Linked DNA regions of Homo sapiens: regions 1 and 3 are each linked to region 2. Evidence: chromatin contacts called from ENCODE Hi-C or POLR2A ChIA-PET data. All regions are on one chromosome and are shown on one strand. The core of a region is the stretch at or near the end of the contact, and the rest is flanking DNA. Distances in the headings are between cores, read along the strand shown. Region 1 holds the start of RPP38 (ribonuclease P/MRP subunit p38). Region 2 holds the start of ARL5B (ARF like GTPase 5B). Region 3 overlaps MLLT10 (MLLT10 histone lysine methyltransferase DOT1L cofactor).

Region 1 (4,924 bases), core at 1,039-3,538, 3.6 Mb before region 2:
TCAGAATAGGATATCAAATATGTAAAGTAATAATTTGAGAAACATGAAAAAGCGTTATGTGTAAAGAAAATCAGAAGACTTAATCTGTATTAGTTTAATGTAAAAGCATGCACATATGTGAAACAAAGTAGAAGGGAACACTAAAGAAAAAAATGGGTGTGATTGGGTCATGGGAGAATGTTTTTTACTTTTTGGTTGTAATGTTTGTGTGATACAAGAGGGACAGAAATTACTTTCGAAATGTACTTGTTAATTTTAGCAAAATCCTCGTGGAAATTATACTGCTAGTTTTAAAATAAAACACAAGCACTAAAATAATAAAGGTTATGTTTCATTTTTATTAACTTAGTTTTGCCACGGTTGAGACTGGATTTGCCATAGTTCAATTTATCAAGCACTTAACTATGTGTTCCGCACATAATAATCATCTTAGCATAGAGGAACATGTCTTCTAATCCGCACAAGAGATACTATTTTTATCACGTCATAGAGGAGGTTAATAAACTTGCCTAGGTCATAAGATCTTCAGTTGATGAAGTTAGGATTTCAACCCAGAGCCAAGTAATGTAATGGCTGATGTTTTCCACAGAGAAAATGTAAGCCGAGATGATGCTCAAACTATAAATCTGGAACCTTAGGGGGACAAAAACGTATGGATGTCTCCTTCCCATTACTTTAGCATTTTAATTAGATTCCTGTGTCTCTATTTGTCTTTGGAAATGCAAGCTGCTTGCAGTTCATCATAGCTAACTCACACAATTCATTTTATGAAACACAAACCTGTTCTCACAAACTCACTGTCATCTCTTTTTAATCTTTCTAATTGTGATAAAAATCATACTGCACTTTACCCTGTGTAACCTCCAATGATCTTTGACCAAAAGCCAAATCTTTTTTTTGTTGTGTTTACTTATGGACAGTTAGGTTCTACATAGGTACTTAAACATGAAAATTGAAATCATAGAGGCTGGGCACAGTAGCTCATGCCTGTAATCCCAGCACTTTGGAAGGCCGAGGTGGGCGGATCACCTGAGGTCAGGAGTTCGAGACCAGCCTGACTAACATGGTGAAACACCGTCTGTACTAAAAATACAAAAATTAGCTGGGCTGGTGGCCCGTGCCTGTAACCCCAGCTACTCCGGAGGCTGAGGCAGGAGAATCACCTGAACCTGTGAGGCGCTGGCTGGAGTGAGCCAGGTTCGCGCCATTGCACTCCAGCCTGGGCAACAAGGGCAAAACTCTGTCTCAACAACAATAATAATAATAAATAAAAGAAAGAAATCACAGAAACTATACCAGAAAATAGGATACAAAACCAACAGTGAGGAGATTGAGAAAAGGAGGCAGATACGTAAAGAGGAAAAGGAAGGGGGCCCAAGTAAGGCCGGAAAAAGCGGGGAGAAGGAGGAGGCTCATTAGGTCAGAAGCAACCTGCCGTCTTCTAAGTTCTGGCCAAGGGTAGATCAACAGATCCAGATTCCTGAGCTTTAAAATGTTATTCGGCCGCTTCATCACTTGTCCCCGACTTTGCAGCGACTCCGATGGTAGCCTGAGTCTCCATTGCTTGGAGCAGCCACAGTGGACACTGGACGGGATATTCTGTGCAGCTGTTGCTGAACTCAAGGCAACTCTTACTGCCTTTCTCTTTTCGGGCTCAAGATTCCCTGCATTATTGCCCATAGGCATGTGTTTTACCCCATACTCCTTCTCCCTTTTATCTTGATTTTCGCGGTGCTGGGGAGTCTGCAGGGATTCCATGGCGACGGGCTCACTGGGACAGGGGCTGGGGTTGTGCGTCCCTGAGGCAAGGCAAATACAGAAAAGCGAATAGAGACAGAGGGCTAAGATTCCAAAGCACTGAAAGGTAGAAACTGGGTTAGAAGAGAGAGGGGAGCACAAACGCCCGGAGAGAGCGAGCCCTCGGGATACCATTGGCTATAGGCTGGCCTCCGAACAACTGGACGGTCCAAGTCCTGAGCGTCTGGTTACCCGGGCAACCGCATGGTCTCGCGATACATACCTCGCGCCTGCGCACTGCCCCTGTAGCGGGGGTGGGGGGACCCGGTCCGGAGACTCCACCCCGGGGCCTAAACTCGAGTCTAAAAGATTGGGCCTCGTTGTGTCGTTTCCGGGTCGCGCGACGCTGTGGGCCGCTTTCCCCTCTCCGGAGTGACCTAACACAGGATAACGAAACCTGCACTGCTCCGAGCGCTTCCTCCCCGGCCCGTCGCGTCTGCGAGGCGAGGCCGGGAGGCGAGGGCTCTGCGCACGCGCGGCGCAGGCGCACTGGGCGCCGGTGCTGTTGCCTTCAGGTGACCACGGATTCGCCATCGTGAGTTCCAGGTGGGCGCGCGGGGCCCACGTAGGGCAGGAGGCCAGCCCCGGGGGGATCGGGCCCGGGACTCTGCGGAATCTGGAGGCCGAAGCCCGCGCGCACGCAGGGTCTCTGCTGCTTCCCCAACGCCTGTTGCGTGGCCGCAGGACCCGCCGCCCTCCCGGTTGGGCCGCCCAGTCCCGGGCCGGGCGCGTGCACCCAGAGCTTCCGCGTTTCTAGTCCGGCTCCTCTGCTGGATTGCAGCGCCGGCTGGGCACCAGGAGTACAAAGCGAAAACCCCCGCCGGCCCTTCTGTTCTCCACGGTCTCCAAGGAGACACGGACAACAGAACAACACTTCCGTGTGCTAAATAGTAAAGCACCAAGGTACTCGATCCAGGGGCGGCGTGCAGTGGGGAGGTGAGCTTTGGGTCGGCCGTCGCCCCTCGGCTACCGGCGGGATCCAGAAACCGGGAGTCACCACCAATACCGTTCTCAACTTTACTTCCAGCTGGTCACTACTGTGTCGGGAGATTCTACCTTCTTTTCCGACTAACATGTATTTTTCTCCAGTCCTTTCTGCGGCGTCTCTAGTGCAGGCCACCGTCATTTCTAACCTGGACGACTCCAGGAGCGTCTTTGCTGCTCGGGGACTCTTCCTTTGCCCAGATCCACAAAGATCTATAACGTCTTTCTAATCACGACACCTCTGCTTTAGATGTTAAAGTTGCTTCACACTGGAACGCTTGCAAAGGTCTTCATTATCTGGTCCTTACCCACCTTTCCTAGTTTCTCACCGCTTTCTCTAGCATCTCTGCCCCAGCCACATTGAACTTATTTGAACGTGTTTTTTTTTTTTTTTTTTTTTTTGAGACATAGCAGTCGCCCAGGCTGGAGTGCAGTGGCGCGATTCCGGCTCACTGCAACCTCCGCCTGCCGGGTTCAAGCGATTCTCCTGCCTCAGCCTCCCGAGTAGCTGGGACTACAGGCGCCTGCCACCACGCCCGGCTAATTTTCGTATTTTTAGTAGAGACGGGTCACCACGTTGGTCAGGCTAGTCTCGATCTACTGACCTCAAGTGATCCGCCCGCCTGGGCTTCCCAAAGTGCTGGGATTACAGGCGTGAGCCACCTCGCCAGCCAACTTATTTCTTTTAATACTGAGATACCTTTCTTTACTCCATACTTCCTTTGGTAGGCATTGTTTAGATGTAGGTTAAGAGGTCCGGCCCGGCGCGGTGGCTCACGCCTGTAGTCCCAGCACTTTGGGAGGCCGAGGCGGGCGGATCACAAAGTCAGGAGATCGAGACCATCCTGGCCAACATGGTGAAACCCCGTCTCTACTAAAAATACAAGAATTAGCCGGGCGTGATGGCCCGTGCCTGTAGTCCCAGCTACTCGGGAGTCTGAGGCAGGAGAATCGCTTGAACCCTGGAGGCGGAGGATGCAGTGAGCCGAGATTGTGCCACTGCACTTCAGCCTGGCGACAGAATGAGACTCCGTCTCAAAAAAAAAAAAAAAAAAAAAAGTTCCTCTGTGAGGACTGCCTTTTCCCACCCCCCTCAACTAAGCTAGGCCTCTGCTGGATGTTCCCTAAGCATACTGTTCCCTGACCTTCATGTGCATCAGGCTTTATTGTATAATTACTTGCTAATATTTTTTCCTCGTGGACTCTAAGCTCATGAGGTCTGTGAGAAAAAATACTTAATCTTTATGGCCTGGCACATCGTGGATAATCGATAAATATTTGTTGAAGAAAGGAAGGGGCCTGCGGCTGAGGGTGGGAGTGGTATTCCAGGCAGAGGGACTAATGTGTATAAAGACTTGCAGGTGGGAAAATGCTGGCCTCATTAAATAGTATGTTGTTCGGTGTTGAGGACTTGTGCTTGGTGGGGCCTAAGGAGAAAGAGGGCCTAAGTGGGAGATTGAGCTGGAGTGTGGAGGGCCTTTTATGTCACATTAGAGTTTAGGCGGGGCATGGTAGCTCATGCCCTCAATCCCAGTACTTTTGGGGAGGCCGAGGCTACGGGATTGCCTGAGCCTAGGAGTTGAAGACCAGCCCAGGCAACAAAGCAAGACCTTGTCTCTATAGAATTTCTTTTTTTTTTTTTTTTAAGACGGAGTCTTACTCCATTGCCCAGGCTGGAGCACAGTGGTGCAATTACGGCTCATTGCAGCCTCCGCCTTCTGGGTTCAAGCAATTCCCCTACCTCAGCCACCCACCTAAGTAGCTGGGATTACAGGTGTGCACCAGCACTCCTGGCTAATTTTTGTATTTTTAGTAGAGACTGGGTTTCACCATATTTGCCAGGCTGGTCTCGAACTCCTGACCTCAAGTGATCTGTCCAGCTTGTCCTCCCAAAGTGCTGGGATTACAGGTGTGAGCCACCGTGCCCAGCCTATACAGAAAATTTAAAAATTAAAAAAATTTTCTGGGCTTGGTGGTATGCGCCTATAATCCCAGCTATTCAGCATGAGGCTGAGGTGGGAGGATTGCTTGAACCCAGAAGTTCAAGGCTGCAGTGAGCCATGATCGAACGACTGCACTACTGCCAGGTGACAGGGCAAGACTGTCTAGTAAAAAGAGTTTGCCCTTGATCTACAGGCAGCAG
Region 2 (4,887 bases), core at 1,004-3,503:
GATATCTGTTTAGATAATACACAACTATATTCTGTTAATCAATCATATTACTTTTGATAATTGTGGCTATTTTTCTTTCCCTCCAGTTTGTAAAAATTTTAGATTTCCAAATCAGCAAACAAAACTTTTAAATATGAAAAAATATTTTTAAAATATTAGAACAGTCTCATTGTCAGGTAAATTGTTCATAAGAAAGGTGTTAAAAGTAAGTTAAAAGTAAATTTTAACGAACTGAAAACTTCAACACTAAAGTTTTCTGAAATTTCAAAGAAACAAAACCAATAAAAATATCAAGAGCCATGTTCAAATAAATACATTCATTCCACTTAGTTAAAAGTAGAAGTATAATTCAAACTTACTGTCTCTAAAATATCATAAAAATGTTTAAGAAATCTATAGTTTTTTTTGCTTCAAATCTCTGCATTTTCTTTATTTTATTTTTATTTTTATTTTTTTAGACGGAGTCTCACTCTGTCGCCAGGCTGAAGTGCCCTGGTGTGATCTCTGCTCCCTGCAACCTCTGCCTCCCAGGTTCAAGCAATTCTCCTGCCTCAGCCTCCTGAGTAGCTAGGATTACAGGCGCGTGCCACCACACCCGGCTAATTTTTGTATTTTTAGTAGAGACAGGGTTTCACCATGTTGGCCAGGATGGTCTCCATCTCTTGACTTCGTGATCCACCCGCCTCAGCCTCCCAAAGTGCTGGGATTACAAGCATGAGCCCCAGCGCCCAGCCAAATGTCTGCATCTTCATACAAAAATGCTTTGTTCTTTTCAGAAATGGTTTCTTAGAAATCCGAAAGCCAGAAAAAAAAAAAAAAAGCAGAATGTGGTTTACATCCATGTCTAACAATTGAAGAAGCTGTTACGGAATCTAAAGTTTGTTTTGTGATAATGAAGCTAGGACTAAAAATGTCCTTTTAAGCCATTACTTACACAAACACAAAATTATTCACATTTATGGTCCAACTGATAGTCATGAAAGTTAAGTTTGCATAGGGTCAGTACATTCTTTTTCCTCTACATAGGAGGTTGAAACTTGCCTTTAATGTTGTAACGTTGGAGCATATTATCCTGCATCTAAGTCTTAAAGGGTCTTTAAACCATAGCACTGGGAGGACGTAAGTCATACATTCTCCTTGTACAGGTTAACTCAAGAGTTTGGCATGTTAAAAGGCCACGTTGCCAAGGTTAAAATCCAACCATCTGACTGAAGTCAGAGTCTAAAAAAATTTTAAGCTTGCTCCTCCGTCAACTGGTTTCAAGGACATTCAGTTTCGTTTCATGCCAGGCTGTGAAGCTTTTCTTTTCAATGCTAGAACCTAACCATGGAAAGTGGAATTGAAAACAATTACACAGCGAATTGGCTTATGCGTGGACTTCGATCTGGGATCCACGAACATACCTAATGCTTGGCAAAATGGAGAGGGGTGCTATGTGTTATTATTATGTGTTATTATTAATCACATAACTGAACTCTGTGGCTCCAGGCCTTCCATGGCTCGTCTCCCAATCAATTCTTTTCAGAACTAAGAATCACGACAGGGGCCGGGCGCGGTGGCTGAGCCTGCAATCCCACCACTTTGGGAAGTCGAGGCAGGAAGATCGCTTGAGCCCAGGAAATTGAGTCCCCCTGGGCAACACAGCCCGACCTCGTCTGCAATCGATCAATCAATCAATGAGTACATAAATGCATAAGCCAATGAATGAATACGTGAATGAATAGATTAATAAATGAATGAAGAAGAATCACGGCAGAACTCCTAACCCCTAGCACGCCTGCCTAGGGGAACAGGAATAAGTCAGGAAAGAAACACTCTTCACTTCTGTGAGTTTTCTAAGAGCAGCAAACGGCGGCTGCTCACTTAGAGAACCTATGGTCTTTCCTGGTTTTAGAGGTCAGGGAAGCAGCTGCTAGCAGCAGAGACTCAAATCAAAGGGGAGTCCCACAAACGTTTTGAAGGCTGACATCAGAAGGAGCACGCACCAAGGGAAATTTCCCACCCCCCCGCGATACCGCAAATTCCCAGCCGCTGGCCGTTTGGGACTCTCCTACCGGAAGTGAAACCGAAGAAAACGCCACGTCGAAGGCGTGGGTTGCCGTAAGTGCGCCGTCGTCACGCGCCTAGCTTCCGGCGATGGGTGGTCCTGGGATCCGGAGGGGAGGCGGGGTGGAGGCGGGGCTTGGGGCTGTGGAGAGGCTGTGGTAGGTAGGTGGGTACAGACCGAGGGGACTACGGGTCGGCGTTGGGCTCAGTGGGCTCGAAACAAAGGGCTGTCCGGTGGGGATTCGTCGCGGCGCCTTCTGAGTGGTCGGGTCGAGGCTTCTCGGCCTAGCAGTGCCCTCGCTGCGCGATCTCAGGCGGGTTCTCCTCGGCTCCGCGCAGCCCGCGCCGCGGTGGGGGACCCGGCGCAGCGGCACCTGCTGCCGAGGGACCCCGCGGCCCGCCCCGGTGCTCGTGATGGGGCTGATCTTCGCCAAACTGTGGAGCCTCTTCTGTAACCAAGGTGAGAAGAATGGAGCTGCGCGGCGGCTCGAATCCGAGGCAGAGGGTCCCGCCGCCGATGGGGACACCGGAGACAGGGGACAGAGCGTTCGGAGACGCGGAGGAGGAAGGGACTTAGGCCAGGGGGCGGGCAGAAACTCAGTGTTTTAGACCTGGAGGACGTACAGGAGAGACCTGACGTGTGGGAGAAATAGGGAGGCAGAAGAGAAGGTATTTGGCGTCCCAGAATCCAAACTGAGAATGTTTGGATATTGGCGAAGTAAAGCGGGATACAGCTAATGATGCCAGGAGGCGTATGGAGGGCCTTTCTCGTCTTTATTGAAGCGTGCTTGTGTCTATGTGTATCCCCAGGATAAGTGTCCGCCCAGAAACCTAGAACTTTTTTTTTTTTGAGTAATGTAGGTGCTTTGTTTTCCCGCCCTGCAGTTTGAGCCGTAAGCCAGTGCACTTTCACTCTGATTTCGCCTCCTTTCCTCTAGGACTTGGGAATGAGTTGTCCTATTCAGATGCACGAGTTTTCCAGCATCTTCATTGTAAACTTTTTTTTTTAAAGCATTTAGTTCAGAAACTAAATGCTTTTCGGTTTTGTGTAAGACGTTACGTGTCCGTAATTAGTCTGTAACAGGTAATGAGACACCTGGAAGTGGCAGGTCCAAAGGGCCGAGAAGTTGCAAAACCTGTTCTGAATCAGAATGAGATGTGATGTCTTCTGAAGAGAGAAAACACCCAGACCAAAAAAGGGGCCGACGATAAGTTAAAGTTTGAGGCGTCCTTTGAACAGAATGGTTTCTTAGTAATTGAAACCAGTTTTGAAAATCAACTCGTTTCATTTTACATTTAAGAGCCGGGCATCGTTAATAAGCCAGTTTTATTTCCTTTTATGTTGGTACCAATTTGTTACTGCTAATGTAGGTATCTAATCTTTTTCTGGATTTAAGAAGTTGTGGAGGTAATGGAATGGCTTTAGTTGACTTGTTCTGTAGATTGATAAGAACACTAAAGCAGTCTTTTTCAAGGTTATAAATATAGATACAGGCACACACATGTGTATATATATGTATATGCCTGTATCCAGTAACCACAGATAATATTACTTATCAAATGATTTCAAAGTGAGCAGAGCTTCACACTTTGTGGGTATTATCCATACATTTAAAATATTATTTTTATTTATTTATTTTTTGAGGCAGAGTCTTTCTCTGTCGCCCAGGCTTCAGTGCAGTGGCGCAATCTCAGCTCACTGCAACCTCTGCATCCTGGGTTCAAGCGATTCTTGTTCCTCAGCCTCCCGAGTAACTGGTATTTACAGGCACCCGCCACCACGCCCGGCCTATTTTTGTATCTTTAGTAGAGACAGGGTTTCGCCATGTTGGGCAGGCTGGTCTCGACCTTCTGACTTCAGGTGATCTACCCACCTCGGCCTCCCAAAGTGCTGGAATTACAGGTGTGAGCCACCGCGCCCAGCGGTAAAACAGCATTTTAAGACATGCTTAAAGGTATAAAGATTAATACAAAAATCACCAGTTTTCTCTTTCCCCTGAGCTGGAGAATCGAAACGTTACCGAAGTAGTTGGTTTTCCCTTTATATCCTTTCCCGTTTTCCTTTCTCCCTTTTCTGTTACATGGCTGCTGTCTTGTCTTTTTTCGTTGGAGGTGTCCTTACTCAGACTAGAGGTAATAAAAGATGTAAGGGGAAAATGTAGATGGTGATGAAAGACATCCAGTGGCTACTTTTATACTCGCATAATTGTTCAGGCCTCCTGAATCTCCATTTCTACTTAGAATTTTTCTCTTCCTCTAACTTTCCTGTTGGAAAATTTAGAACCAGTGATTATTCTGTTATTTTATTCTTATTCATTCATACAGCCATAGGCCAGTCTTCAGAGTTTAGCATAGGAGATACAAAATTAAAGAATAAAGATACCTTACTTCTTGGCAAAGTATTCAAACATCAATAAACGAGACAAACATGAAAAAAAATGCAGTGTGGTAAATTATTTAACAGATATGTGTAAAAATATAACGTTGGCTGCAGCACAAGGTATACTTGGACGTAATGTAATGATGAGTAGGAATTTGGGTGGCATGCTAGACAGACCGAATAGAAGGGACGTGTTATTCTAGGCAGAAGAGCTAATATGCAAAAGGGAGAGGAATGAGCTAGTTTGGTACTTTTAGGGAAGCTGAAAATAGTTGAGCTTGGCTGTGTGTTAGTTTGCTTGCGAGGAGTGAAGAGGAGATGAGATTGGAAAGACAACCAGGAGAACCTTATCACAGAGGGCCTCCAGTGTTGACTAAGACATTAAACTCTCTAGAGCAAGGAATGGGACTCACTGAAGGGTTTAATCCACAGATGTATCTTAGCCTATATTTTTGTTTTCT
Region 3 (4,343 bases), core at 604-3,103, 3.1 Mb after region 2:
TTTGATTAAGGGTCATGTAGGTGACAGATCCAGCATTTGAACCCAGTTTTGTCTAAGTCAAAAGCCTCTGCTGTTTCAATTTCAGCATGCTGCCTCCAGCTAACTTTTGTTTTCTAATTTTAGAAATTGGAGACTCCCTGTGTAGTACACTTTTCACCCCCAAAATAACTAATCAGCATTTTATCTGCTTTTTTTTTTTTTTTTCCTTTTTTTGAGATGGAGTCTTGCTCTGTCGCCCAGGCTGGAGTGCAGTGGTGTGATCTTGGCTTATTGCAACCTCCGCCTCTCAAGTGATTCTCCTGCCTCAGCCTCTCGAGTAACTGGGACTACAGGCATGCGCCGCCATGCCTGGCTAAGTTTTGTATTTTTAGTAGAGATGGGTTTCGCCATGTTGGCCAGGCTGGTCTCAAACTCCTGACCTCAGGTGATCCACCTGCCTCGGCCTTCCGAAGTGCTGGGATTACAGATGTGAGCCACCGCATCTGGCTGCAGTATTTTATTTTCTAAGATACTCTGAAAACACTGAATTCAGTAGAAACTCAATATTTGTTGAATTATCTATGGAGTAGCAACCTTTAAAAATGCATATCTTTTTCTCTGCTATGTATTATTTGGAATATAAAGTTTATAAATAATCACTGCATTAACATGCTGTCTCTTTTCTGGCCCTCTTAGCCAAACTTGTTTCTTTTTCTTCCTTTCCTTTCTTTTTCTTTTTTGGAGACGGTCTTGTTCTGTCACTGAGGCTGGAGTGCAGTGGCACAATCTCGGCTCAATCTCAACCTCCCAGGCTCAAGCAGTTCTCCCACCTCAGCCTCCCAAGTAGCTGGGACTACAGGCACACACCACCATGCTTGACACCACACCCAGCTAATTTTGCATTTTTGGTAGAGATAGGATTTCACCATGTTGCCCAGGCTGGTCCTGGGCTCAAAGAGATCTGCCCACCTTGGCCTCCCAAAGTGCTGGGATTACAAGCATGAGCCACTTGCACCAGGCCATTCCTTTGAAATTCTTAGAGCAGTTTATAAGATTCTCTATCTTAGTTTTCTAAGTTTGCCCTTTGTGATCTATTTTTGTTTGTTTACCCTTTAAATGGTAATGTTATTTAGGGTTCTGTCTTTGGTTCTCTTCTCTTGATCATGCTGAGAACTTTCCCTGGGTGATTCCATTTTTGTTCCTTGGCCTTGACCATTGTGTTCATATCAAGAGTTGTAAGTAAAATACTTATGGGGCCACATAGGTAACATAAATGAGTGACATGGTAAGGGATGATGGAGATGCTGATGGATTAAAGTCTCTATGCCCTGTTCAGAGCTCTGGTCAGATTGTTGCTCTTTTATAATATAGTATCCAGTGTTGGCAAATCTTCAGTTTTTCAAGAGATATTAGGCATCTAGAGTTCTTAATGGGAAATTTCTTATTTCTATAATAATTATGAGCAACTGGTTAAAATTTCAACCATAGTGCAGACCAATAGTAAGTATTTTTAGTTTGCAGGTTTACTTACTGTAACTTACCATGCTTCTCACTCCTAGATTTATGTCTTCAGATCTGAATTTCCTGCTGGGTTTTAGGCTTATCCCATTGTGTTCTATATGTAGGAGTTCTGTGTCCCACAGGCATCTCAAAGACCATGACCCTGAACCTCTTAATTTGTATTAGGAAGTGATTTCATTTATAGGATACCTGTGAGTTTGAATCATTATTTCACCACCTACTAGCTCACCAAAAAAGTTACTTTATTTCTTTAAAGTTCTGTTTGCTCATATGTGAAATGGGAGTAATATTTACCTCATTGAGTTCTTATACTAGCACAGTTACTTCCGTACAGTAACCAAACACTGCTTTCAGTTGCTGTTCCTGTTTCAGTGAATGGTATCACTACATGTACTTACTTATGCTTAAGAGTCATTGGTGACTCTACCCTTGTTTTTATTTTTCAGGTCTAATTAGTCACCAGGTTCTATTGGTCTAATAGAATTTTCAGGTCTAATTAGTCACCAAGTCCTTAGAATTTATCCTGCTCTACTGCATGTTTCTTCCTCAAACCGTCCTTCACCTCTGTACTGCAGCCCCTTTAGAAATTAGCTTGAGAGGCCAGATGTGGTGGCTCAAACCTGTAATCCCAGCACTTTGGGAGGCCGAGACGGGCAGATCACCTGAGGTCAGGAGTTTGAGACCAGCCTGGCCGACATGGTGAAACCCCATCTCTAGTAAAAATACAAAAATTAGCTGAGTGTGATGGCACGTGCCTGTAATCCCAGCTACTAGGGAGGCTGAGGCAGGAGAATCACTTGAACCCGCGGGTAGAGGTTACAGCGAGCCGAGATTGCACCACTGCACTCCAGCCTGGGCAACAGAGCAAGACTTCACCTCAAAAAAGAAACTAGCTTGAGGCTGGGCATGGTGGCTCATGCGTGTGATGCCAGCACTTTGGGAGGTTGAGGTGGGAGGACCACTTGAGCTCAGGAGTTTGAAATCAGCCTGTCAGCATAGTGAGACCCCATCTCTTAACCCACCGACCCCACAACCAACGCAAAAAAAAAAAAAAAAAGCCAGGTGTGGTGGCATTCGCCTGTGGTCCCAGCTACTTGGGAGGCTGAGGCAGGAGGGTCGCTTGGCCCAGGAGGTCAAGGCTGCAGTGAGCTATGATTGCACCACGGCACTCCAGCATAGGTGAGAGAGACTCTGTCTCAGAAAACAAACAAACAAAAGATAGAAAAGAAATTAGCTTGAAAAGCAACAACATCTCTTCCAGTAAGTTTTTTGGCTCACCACTTTTCTCACTCCAGGTCTGAATTAGATACCTCTTTTTCTGTGCTCCTAGCCTCCTGAGGATGTCTCTGTCATAGTGCTCTCCACAACTGTTTGTAATGCCTTTTTTCTACGCAACTTCTTGAAGGCAAAGACTACCTATCTTGAATGGCTTTTTATCTCCAGGGCTTAGAATAATGCCTGGCAAATAATGAGTTCAGTGATGTTTGCAGAATGAATGCATTGGCTAAATATATCATTTTTCTGGAGAAATTGTAGATATAAAAAAGATCCCGACGCCTTAATTATAGCTGTAAGGCTTTTTAAAATGTCCCAGTTGTTTTGTTTTCCCTGTTTGAATAAGATTCTAGGTGCTTTAATTTATTATATAAGTCAATAACTTCATTTATTTATTTATTTATTTTTAAAGACAGAGTCTTGCTTTATTGCCAAGGCTGGAGTGCAGTGATACAATCACGGCATGGTTCACTACAACCTTGAACTTCCAGGCTCAAGTGATCCTCACACCTCAGTCCCCAAGGTAGCTGGGACTACAGGCATGTGCCACCATGCCTGGCTAATTTTTATTTTTTGTAGAGACAATATCTCCCTTTGTTGTCCAGGCTATGTTGATGTTTTTTTGGAACAAAGTAAATTGTATGTTGATACAAATTACTGATTATTGTTGTCCTCTAGGGCTACAGTTGCTAATTTATTTATTTATTTCTTTTTTCTGCAGCCCACTTAGGTTCATTCTTTCCTCCTGTTTCTGTACCTTGGTTTCAGGCTCTTTTTCCCCTCTTGCCCTCCCAAGAGCTCTGGTTTATAGCAAGTTTTCTCGGCCTCCACACTATTAACACTATGGGCCAGTTATTTCTTCTGGAGGCTGTCCTGTGCATTGTAAGATGTCTAGTAGCATCCCTGGCCTATACCCATTGGATGCCAGTAGCACCCTCCAGGCTTGATAACTAAAAATGTCTCCAGGTATTGTGAAATGTCCCTTGTGGGGCAAAATCACCCCTGGTTGAGAACGGCTGGTTTATAGATATTCCCATTTCTTTATCCTGAAAGCCTCTCCTTCTCTATGCTGAGCATGATTTTCTTTTTTTAAAAAATAAGCACTTTTAAAAAATTAACTTGTTTCCTGTTAACTTATGCTCATCCTCCCACCCTCTTTTCTAGAATGAATAGCTTCCACCATTTCCCACCTTATTTCTGGCTTTTATCCCCATGGTGCCTCTCAAAGTGTTTTCATCAAGTCTCCCATGATTTTCACCTCCTGTGTTCTCTGGAGTAAATGGAGCTGCCAACTCATAGCCCAGTTCATCATGTCTTAATCGTTCCTCCTCTCCTACCCCTGCAGCTGCCCCATACAGTCAGTCACAAAGTCCTGTCTGTGTTATCGCTGGAATGTCTCTAGAATCTACCAACATTCTTTATTCCCACACCTGTCTCCCACCAATGTCATCAGCTCCTCTTTTGGTCTCGGAATTTCAAGTTGGGCCTGTTCCATTTTAATTTCTACCTTGTCGGCTTTCTAGAACAAGGTCTCTTCCTACTTCAGACTTCCTCAGTGATGATTTCTG

Evidence for each region. A loop is a pair of places that touch in the nucleus more often than their neighbours do. ChIA-PET counts read pairs that join two places held with the same protein, here RNA polymerase II (POLR2A). Pooled maps may share reads with other maps.
Region 1: a loop to region 2 is called in a map of CD8-positive, alpha-beta T cell, with 7 times the contacts of the local background. The contact joins the promoter of RPP38 here to the promoter of ARL5B in region 2. A Hi-C loop is called at or near these places in 2 of 168 maps with a recorded cell type or tissue (CD4-positive, alpha-beta memory T cell and CD8-positive, alpha-beta T cell) and 13 of 50 pooled maps. POLR2A ChIA-PET finds 5 or more read pairs at or near these places in 1 of 52 experiments (naive thymus-derived CD4-positive, alpha-beta T cell).
Region 3: a pooled map shows a loop between it and region 2 (10-fold over the local background). The contact joins the enhancer-like site here to the promoter of ARL5B in region 2. A Hi-C loop is called at or near these places in 3 of 50 pooled maps.

The regions. Positions count from the first base shown.
Region 1 is chr10:15,095,067-15,099,990 of GRCh38, forward strand. RPP38 (ribonuclease P/MRP subunit p38) reads left to right here and starts at 2,289. Exons shown (of 3, transcript NM_183005.5): 1 at 2,289-2,700. RPP38-DT (RPP38 divergent transcript) reads right to left here and starts at 2,253. Exons shown (of 2, transcript NR_160789.1): 1 at 2,021-2,253; 2 at 319-1,799. RefSeq lists enhancers at 1,834-2,405, 2,707-2,796, 2,857-2,996 and a silencer at 2,207-2,566.
Region 2 is chr10:18,657,178-18,662,064 of GRCh38, forward strand. ARL5B (ARF like GTPase 5B) reads left to right here and starts at 2,254. Exons shown (of 6, transcript NM_178815.5): 1 at 2,254-2,506. The coding sequence starts at 2,461. It also overlaps a transcript of NSUN6 not described here. RefSeq lists enhancers at 1,083-1,202, 1,903-2,032 and a silencer at 2,343-2,422.
Region 3 is chr10:21,709,043-21,713,385 of GRCh38, forward strand. All of the region lies in intron 13 of MLLT10 (MLLT10 histone lysine methyltransferase DOT1L cofactor), which reads left to right. Among named protein-coding and RNA genes, the nearest start is that of MLLT10, 180 kb to the left of the region's middle. RefSeq lists enhancers at 1,934-2,033, 2,003-2,503. Within about 2 kb of position 1,854, at least 2 of the 41 ENCODE cell types and tissues checked have a DNase peak (open chromatin) inside an H3K27ac peak, as active enhancers do.